Linked DNA regions of Homo sapiens: region 1 is linked to region 2. Evidence: read pairs that join two places in POLR2A ChIA-PET (ENCODE). Cell type or tissue: MCF 10A. All regions are shown on one strand. Links, peaks and the distances in the headings refer to the core of each region. The heading gives the core; the rest is flanking DNA.

Evidence for each region. ChIA-PET counts read pairs that join two places held together with the same protein. Peaks named below come from ENCODE experiments on the same cell type or tissue, not always from the same donor. Only the 100,000 strongest peaks of a DNase experiment are listed, where the experiment ranks them.
Region 1: POLR2A ChIA-PET joins it to region 2 with 5 read pairs; 7 of 35 experiments call an interaction of 5 or more read pairs at or near these places.

Annotation. Positions count from the first base shown.
Region 1 is chr11:118,806,957-118,811,343 of GRCh38, reverse strand. No RefSeq gene overlaps it. Among named protein-coding and RNA genes, the nearest start is that of DDX6, 18 kb to the right of the region's middle. In MCF 10A, for the core only: no CTCF peak of the experiment used is centred there; no DNase peak of the experiment used is centred there.
Region 2 is chr11:118,639,450-118,643,836 of GRCh38, reverse strand. PHLDB1 (pleckstrin homology like domain family B member 1) reads right to left here. Exons shown (of 23, transcript NM_001144758.3): 13 at 1,443-1,583; 14 at 1-37. Among named protein-coding and RNA genes, the nearest start is that of MIR6716, 2.4 kb to the left of the region's middle. In MCF 10A, for the core only: a CTCF peak has its summit at 2,890; a DNase peak (open chromatin) is centred at 1,956.

The sequences.
Region 1 (4,387 bases), core at 300-4,299, 170 kb before region 2:
TGCATTCGGTTTCTGTCATTTGCTACTACTCCTGGTGCAGAGCTGTCTTCTGACCTCTCCTCATCACCTTCTAGAGATCCCCTTTACCTTTTTCTCCCATTGTATCGCCTCATCCCATATTTTCCTCCTTCTTGGCTTATGTCCTTATTTTGGTGACACATATCCCCCAGTAGCTTCCTGAATAAAATATAGATGAGAAATAAATTTTTGGAGACCTTGCATGCTTGAAAATATGTGTGTTTGCTTTCATACTTCATACAAAAGTTTGGCTCTATTTAGGATTCTAGGTTGTACAGAATTTTCCTTCTGAATCTTCAAGGCACTCCTTCATTGCCTTCCGGTGTCAGTGTGGCTGTTAATAGGTCTAAAGTCATTTTGATTCCTAAGCTCTTCTATGTGGCCTGTTTTTGTTTAGTTTAGGTTTTCCCTTTCTGAGACCTCTTCTCTTTGTCTTTGATTTTCTGATATTTCTTGATGATGTGCCTTGCTGTGGGTCTGTTTTCATTGACTGTGCTGGCACTAGATGGGACGTTTCAATCTAGCGATTCGTATCCTTCAATATGGGGATTAGTCTTTATTACTTGCTTGATGATTTCTTCCCTTCTGATTTCTATGTTGTTTTTCTTTTGAACACCCATTAGTTAGATGCTGGATCTCCTGGCCTAATCTAATTGCCTTGGAGCTTGTATTTTGTGTTTTCCTCCTCCATTTTCTTTTTGTTTGTTTGTTTTTGAGACAGGGTCTCAGCTCTGTTGCCCAGGCTAGAGTGCAGTGGTACAATCATAGCTCACTGCAGCCTTGACTCAAGGGCTCAAGCGATCCCTCCCACCTCAGCTCCCCTAAACCCCTAGTACCTGGGACTATAGGTGACTGCCACCGCACCCAGCTAATTTTTAAATTTTTTGTAGAGACATGGACTCACTGTGTTGCCAAGGCTGGTCTTGAACTCCTGGGCTCAAGTGATCCTCCTGCCTTGGCCTCCCAAAGTGCCAGAATTACAGGTATGAGTTACCGCACCCGGCCATCCTCCTCTGTTTTCTATGTTTGTCTTTTATCTCTAAGATTTCTTCAATTTTACTTTGTACATTTTCTGTTGAACACTTAAACAAATTTTCTATCATATTTTTAATTTCCAAGAGCTCTTTCTTGTTTATGAAAGTTTCTCTTTATGTGTACTGTTTTTGTTCCATTAATTCAATAGCTTATCTTATTTATCAGAGGAATTACTGATAGATTTTAAAATTTTATTTTTCATTTTATGCTGAAAGAATTTTAAATTTAAAAAAAATTTCAAGAACTTTTTTTCTGAACCATCCAAGATTAAATTTCCAACACAATGCCCATCCTCCCAACATGAGTACACACTCAAACAAGTATATGACAGCCATCTAACCCACAGGCCCAGATCAGATTTCTCTAATTGTCCCACTACTGTCCCCCCTACCCCCCCTTTTTTTTTCAGACAGGGTCTCACTCTATTGCCCAGACTGGAGTGCAGTGGTGCCATCATAGCATAGTCTGGAACTGTTCTTCCCAAGGGATCCTCCTGCCTCAGCCTCCTGAGTAGCTAGGAGTACAGATGTGCACAACCATGCCTGGCAAATTTTTAAAAAAGTTTTTCATAGAGATAGGTCCCTATATTGCCCAGGCTGGTCTTGAACTCTTGGGCTCAAGCAATCCTCCTCCCTCAGCCTCCTAAAGTGCTAGGTTACAGGTGTGAGCTGCCATGCCCGGCCCTAATACTGTCCTTTATATTAAAAGGGTCTCTTCCAGGACCATGCATTGCATTTGTTTTCATGTTTCTTTCTTTCTTTTCTTTTCTCTCTCTTTTTTTTAATTGAGATGGAGTCTTGCTCTGTCACCCAGGCCAGAGTGCAGTGGCGAGATCTCAGCTCACTGCAACCTCCACAGCCTGGGTACAAGCGATTCTCCTGTCTCAGCCTTCCAAATAGTTGGGACTACAGGTACCTGCCACCGCACGCAGCTATTTTTTTTATTTTTAGTAGAGACGGGGTTTTGCCACGTTGGCCAGGCTGGTCTCAAACTCCTGACCTCAGGTGATCTGCCCGCCTCAGCCTCCCAAAGTGCTGGGATTACAAGCGTGAGCCACTGCACACCTGGCTCATGTTTCTTTCAATCTGGAACAATTTCTCAGTGTTTCTTTTTTTTTGGCAGGAATAGGACAGAAGTGATACTGTGTTATTGCCTCCCATCTGGTGGTACCTGATTTCAATTTGTACCATTATTGAGAATGTTAACTTTGTTCTCTTTTTAAAAAAAATTTGATACAATCGTTTATTTTGTTTGCATATTTGATTTGTTTTTAATCCAAACCTCACCAGAATGTTAACTTTGACCTGGATTAAGGTGGTGTCTGCTAGGTCTTTCCACTGTAAAGTTACTCTTTTGCCCTTTGTAATTAGTAAGTGTTTTGTGGAAAGGTACTTCTTTGAGGTACATATCCTGTTCCTTATCATAGTTTTCCTCACTATTTTTAGTTTTTTTTTTTTGCTGAATGAATTATTACTATGAAGTTTGCCTAATAGTGGTTTTTTCAATTTCATTGTTCCTTCTAAATTTATTAGTTGTTATTCTGCTGTAAAGAAAGATGTTCTCATTTGTTTATGTATTCTTTTATTCTTATCAGTATGAACATGTGGATTCCCACTTCATTTGATAGATTATGACCTTTTACTGTCATTATTTATTTTGATGCTCAGAGTTGGTTAGGGGAGCCCCCTTCAAGCCCCTTTGACATCCTGTTGACATATCTCTGTCATTCTTTAAGCACTTCTTTACTTTCTGCCACAGCAAGATGGTCTGAGTTCATCTTGTACTTTCCTTGTCTCAGCCCTGAAATCAATCATTTCTCCAAGGATCCCTGGTTTCTTTTAGTGGAGAACGGTATTTAGAGACCAAGATTTGGGACTAGGGGTGTTAACTGCTATTAGAGTATGACCATTTCCAAACTGTCTTGGTGCATAGAGCTAAGGAGTATGCATATATGTCTACACTTTTTTTTTAACTTTTATTTTTGGTTTGGGGGTATATGTGAAGGTTTGTTACGTAGGTAAACATGTGTCATGAGTGTTTGTTGTACATATTATTGCATCACCCAGGTATTAAGCCCAGTAGCCAATAGTGATCTCTTCTGCTCCTCTCCCTCCTCCCACCCTCCACTCTCAAGTAGGCCCCAGTGTCTGTTGTTCCCTTCTTTGTGTTCATAAGTTCTTATCATTTAGCTCCCACTTAAAAGTGAGAGCATGTGATATCTGGGGCTCTGTTCCTGTCTTAATTTGCTAAGGATGATAGCCTCCAGCTCCAGTCCAGTTATGTTCCCACAAAAGACATGATCTCATTTTTTATGGCTGCATAATATTCCATGGTACATATGTGCCACATCTTCTTTATCCAATCCATCATTAATGGGCATTTAGTTTGATTACATGTCTTTGCTATTGTGAATAGTGCTGCAATGAACATTCATGCGCATGTGTTTTTATAGCAGAATGATTTTTTTCTTTTTTCTTCTTCATTTATCTGAAATTCTAATATGATGAAGAATCCTGCTTTTATTTTTTTTTTGTTTTTGAGATGAAGTCTTGCTCTTGTCCCCCGGGCTGGAGTGCAATGGCACGATCTTGGCTCACTGCAACCTCCGCCTCCTGGGTTCAAGCGATTCTCCTACCTCAGCCTCCTGAGTAGCTGGGATTACAGGCACCTGCCACCATGCCTGGCTAATTTTTGTATTTTTAGTAGAGATGGGGTTCCGCCGTGTTGGCCAGGCTGGTCTCGAACTCTTGACCTCAGGTGATCTGCCCACCTTGGCCTCCCAAAGTGCTGGGATTACAGGCATGAGCCACCGCCCCTGGCTTTTTTTTTTTTTTTTGAGACAGGAGCTCACTCTGCCACCCAGAACTGGGGTACAAGGGCATGGTCTCAGCTCACTGTAATCTCCGCCTCCCGGACTCAAGCAATTCTCCTGTCTAAGCCTCCCAAGTAGCTGAGACTACAGGCGCGGGACACCACTCCTGGCTAATTTTTGTATTTTCAGTAGAGACGGGGGTTCACTATGTCGGCCAGGCTAGTCCTGGACTCCTGACATCGGGATCTGCCTGCCTCGGCTTCCCAAAGTGCTGGGATTGCAGGCCTGAGCCACCACTCCCGGCCGAATTTTTGTATTTTTAATAGAGACGGGGTTTCACCATGCTACCCAGCTTGGTCTCAAACTCCTGACCTCAGGTGATCCACCAGCCTTGGTCTCCCAAAATGCTAGGATTACAGGTGTGAGCCACTGCTCCCCACCTCAGCCAAGATTCTTAAAAGACTGTGTCCCCACTTCCTCACCTTCCATTCACTTGAAAGAAAGGATAAAGAAGAGTCATGA
Region 2 (4,387 bases), core at 353-4,352:
GGCTGGTGGCCTCGCCATCCATCTTGGAGCGGTAAACCTGGAAAGAAAAGATAGTGCCCAGTGATTCCTGGCTCCCCCATTGGCCACCTCCCCCATGTCACCTAGTCTGCTGTGATCTGACGTACCGCCCTGGCACTAGGCCTCTGAGGCCTTCTGGCTCTGACAACAAGCCTCCTGAGCCAGCCCAATGGCCAGATGCTATTGGCAGCTGCCAATTCTCCTTTCCAGGCTGTTCCTCCCTGGGCCAATCCCTAGCCCAACCCTGGGTCTAAGAAAAGACCTGTAAACAGACCCATGCAAGGATTTAATGTCAGTCAGGCAGTTGTGCAGGAGACCAACTAGAAGCTGGGTTCCCTCTGGTCCTAGCTCTGCCACTAACAGGCTGTGTGACCTTGGGCCACACACCTCCCTACTCTGGGCCTTGGCTTCCTTATCTGCAAAAGAAGGGGGTAGGACTAGACTAAATAATGGCCAAGCTCCCCTGCAGCACTAGCATGTGGTGAATATGGCCTTTAGTGTCACAAACCCTGACGTGGCATAAGCTCTGCTACTTCCTAGCTGTGTGGCCTTGGAGAGATTACTTATCTTCTCTAGGCCCCAGTGTTTCATCTATAAAATGAGTTAACTTCATCTACCTCAAAGGCCTATGATGATGATCAGAGAATCAAAACACGTTAAAATCTCTAACCAGCTGGGTACACAGTAGAAGTCTTACATGATCAAACTCCTCCCCAAGGAAACATGAAATTTTAGCTGAGGTCACAGTCTTACAGATGCAGTGCCTTCACTCAAGGGGTGATCTTAAATGGTCAATCTTAGGCACTGCAGCTGGTCAGTGGAGGAAACCTGAGGAGAAGACTAGCCCAGCCCCCTTTCCCACCCCATGGTCAGTTGCTTGCTGCAGGTTCAGGTAGGCCCACGCCCTCCATGGCAACTCTGAGGAGGCTTAGGCTGTCACTTCAGAGTCTTTGCCCTTTGTTTTCTGCTTCCAAGTGTCACTGCTGGAGAGACCAGGAGAACAAAATACTGGCAGTTCTTCCCAGGACACACTAGTTCCAGTTGCCACAGGCCCAAGAGCCTGTCAGGCCCCCAGACTGGGTGAGAAGCTCCAGGTGTTGGGGGCTGCCAAGCATAGGCCAGACCCACAGCCTAGCTCAGCACAGGGCACCAAACAGATCCCAAACTGACCACAGCTCCAGAATCCTCTTCCACCAGACACTCAATCAGATAGTTTTAGACTATGGAGGCTGGCCCCCCGGTTGCCCACATGCCAGGATGGCTGCCCAAGGAGTGACCCTCTCAGGGCCCAGAGGTGCCCTCATTGCCCTGACTGGGCTGACGCCTCCACTCAAGGTGGTACTGTGTGGCTGATGGATTGGCAGGAGGTATCAGAGTGGACAGGTGCAAAGGCTGGGGAGGACGGGCAGTGAAGGAGGGGTTACCTGCAGCTGACGGGAAGCTTTGGCGGGCAGAGGCGGGGGAGAAGAGTGAGGGGAGGCTGCAGCGGGGCCAGTCCCCAGCCCGGCCATCAGCTCCTGGTACCACTGCTCTAAGTCTACAGCAGGGAGCAGCAGCTTCTCCATCTGGAGGTGGGAATGGGGAGGGGAAAAGGGGACAGGAGGGGAGGATGGAGAGGAAAGGCCAGGAAATAAAGGGAAAGGAAAAGGCAGGAGAAGGGAGAAAGAAGAAAGAAGAGGAAGAAGGAAGGGGAAGGTTAAAAAGGAAGGCCACATCAGGGAAATGGACAGGAAGGTGAAGGAAGAAGGGGAGGAAGGAAGGGAGAAAGGAGAGCATCAAGAAAAAGAAGAGAAAAACAGTGAGACAACAGTTGCCCTGAATGTACTAAGGGCAAAGAGAAACAGTCAGGGTACAACTTCCAGACCACAGACATGTGCTACACCAGCCATGAAACCAGCCACCAGACAGAGCCTGCAGGCACTGGGCACTCCCCTTGGGCTGGCCCAGAGCCAAGAGGCCAGGTGAGCAGGAGCAAAACACACACAGAGCACACCAGTCATGGGTGGGGGTAGCAAGAACTCACAAACCACCAACCTTAGGTGAAGGCGTGATGGAAGCGAACGAGGAGGAGGGCAGCATGGGAGGAAGGCAGGTGGTGGGAACCAGGTCCCGGGAGGCGGAGGCCCAGGGAGAAAGGCCTGGCACAGGGGCTGGGGGCATGGGCGAGGTGCCCCGCATCACCTTTAGCTGCTCAAGCATCACGTACTTGGAGCAAGGCCAGACGCAGGAGGGAATATAAGAGGTTAATGGAACCAGAACACATGAGATGGCCCTACCCACAGGGGAAGGGAGGGAAAGGGCAGAAAGTACAGAGCCTGCAGCCTAGGAAAGCCAGAGTCCTCTCAACTCGACACCCTCATCCTAGAGCAGAAGGCGTGCCCCTCCCCAGGCCATAGGAGCTAAAGAAAGCTCCCAAGGCCCCAGGGAAAAAAAGAAACCACTCCCAACCTCCCCTTATGCAGGCTGCCCTTCTCCCTCACTGTCGAACACAGACCCTTCTGTCCCCCTAGCTCCACCCAGGCCCAAGGGGGAATCTAGGCCATCCATAAAGAGGTCCTTGGGCATTGGTGGGCACCCTCGGTGGCTGGTACCTCACTGTCAGGCAGGGGCTGGGCGAGCACACTGGGGGAAGTGGCAGAAGCATAGGGGTCCAAGCGGGAACACAGCTGGAAAACTTCTGCCAGGGTCACATATTCCTGGGGTGCCCAGTAGAAGGGGTAGGGGTGGGCAAAGAAGGGGTTAACAGGGTTCAATAAGGTGCCCAACACCCCAAACTCCATGCCAGGCCACAGGGCCATCACTCCATGTCAATACAAAATCCAAGGCAGGGGTAGGGTGCCTGCTATGCCCATAGATGGCTGCAGGGAGTGACAGAGACCAGAAAAGGGCAGCAGAACCAACTGTCTGAAGGCTCCTCCTGCCCTCCACTCTTAAAGAGCCACTTTGGCATCCAGTCCTGCCCCAAGCAGACCCTGAAGGCCCATGCCTGAATTCGCCCTGGGCTGGGGGCAGGCAAAGAAGCCCACAGAAGGCCTTCTAAGAGTTCACTGAGGATCAGAACCCAGCTTCCAGAGACCCCCTCCCCGTCCCCAACAACCTGGCAGTCCCCAGTGGGGCACACACATGCAGCATTGAGCACCAGTCACACCATTCCCCAGGGTCCCCTCACACCCCATCAGCCTGGACAGGAGCTAGAAACAGGTGGGGGAAGGTGGAGACATCACCAGGGCCTGAGCAAGATGGGCTGTGAGAAAGAGGCCTTAGCAAGAACAGCTAAAAGCCTAGCAGAAAAATGGGCCCACTGCCCAAGGTGAGTCCTTGGAAAGATGCCAACACATTCAACTGTGGGTCGGGAGGATAGGGACTGTCGTATTCATCACCTGTCCTTAGAAACTGAGCTTATCTGGGTGCTGGGAGCATGGTAGACCTCCACAATGCATGCTGAATCAAAGCGCAGGATCATAAGCCTGCTCTACCCAAGGGGCCCATCCAGGCCTAGCTCTAGAACCAGGTTGTCCTCTGGGGTCATGGAAAAGGAAAGTCAGTCAGAGGGTCCAGCATGTTGTGAGAACTAATGAATGGCATGCAGAATTATATTCTGCATGGCAAATAAATATGCAATTCAATGGGCTGCACAGGCACTCTATGGAATGGCGGCATGGCATGCTCGCACACACTCTCCCAAACTCTGGCCAGCCAAGAAACTATCACCACATGCCCTTCAGCTAAGCCCTGGGAGGAGCTGTAGGCAGGGGCTCAGCGGGCAGGCAGACAGGCAGTGGGCAAAGCAGAGCACGCAGTTAGCTGTGATTACCTCTTGTGCTTTGGGGCAGAGAAGAGTGGAAGCAGGTGGGGTTAAAGAGACAGAGGAGGCCCCAGCCTGAGAAGACCCTGGGAAAAGGCCCAGAGCCTTAGTCCCCAGCCCCATCTCTGAGGACTCGGAGATGAGCAGCTCGGCCTACAGAGAGGGGACATGGTGAGGGGCTGCATCCCTCACACTTGGCCCAGTTCCCCACCGCAGGCCTAAATTGTTTGTGTAGTGAGGCAGGGAGGGAGGGAGGGAGGGAACGAAGTTGGTAAACCAGATATGTTCTATTTGGAATTCACACACCAGACATACAGACTTGGGGAAGAACCACTTAAGGGGCCTCAATATCCTCTTCTGAGACAAATGCCTAACTCAGGACTGAAGCCCAAGAGCCCCAGGATCAGCACCCCTATATCCCTATGCTCCCCTTCAAGGTGAGTCCATCCAGCCCGGCCCCTACCAAGCCTCTGAGCTGTCTACCCACCCAACCCAGGCCCCTGAGTCCCCCCACATATATTCAGCCACCAAAAACAGTGAAATCTGTAGGCTCCTGGGAACCCC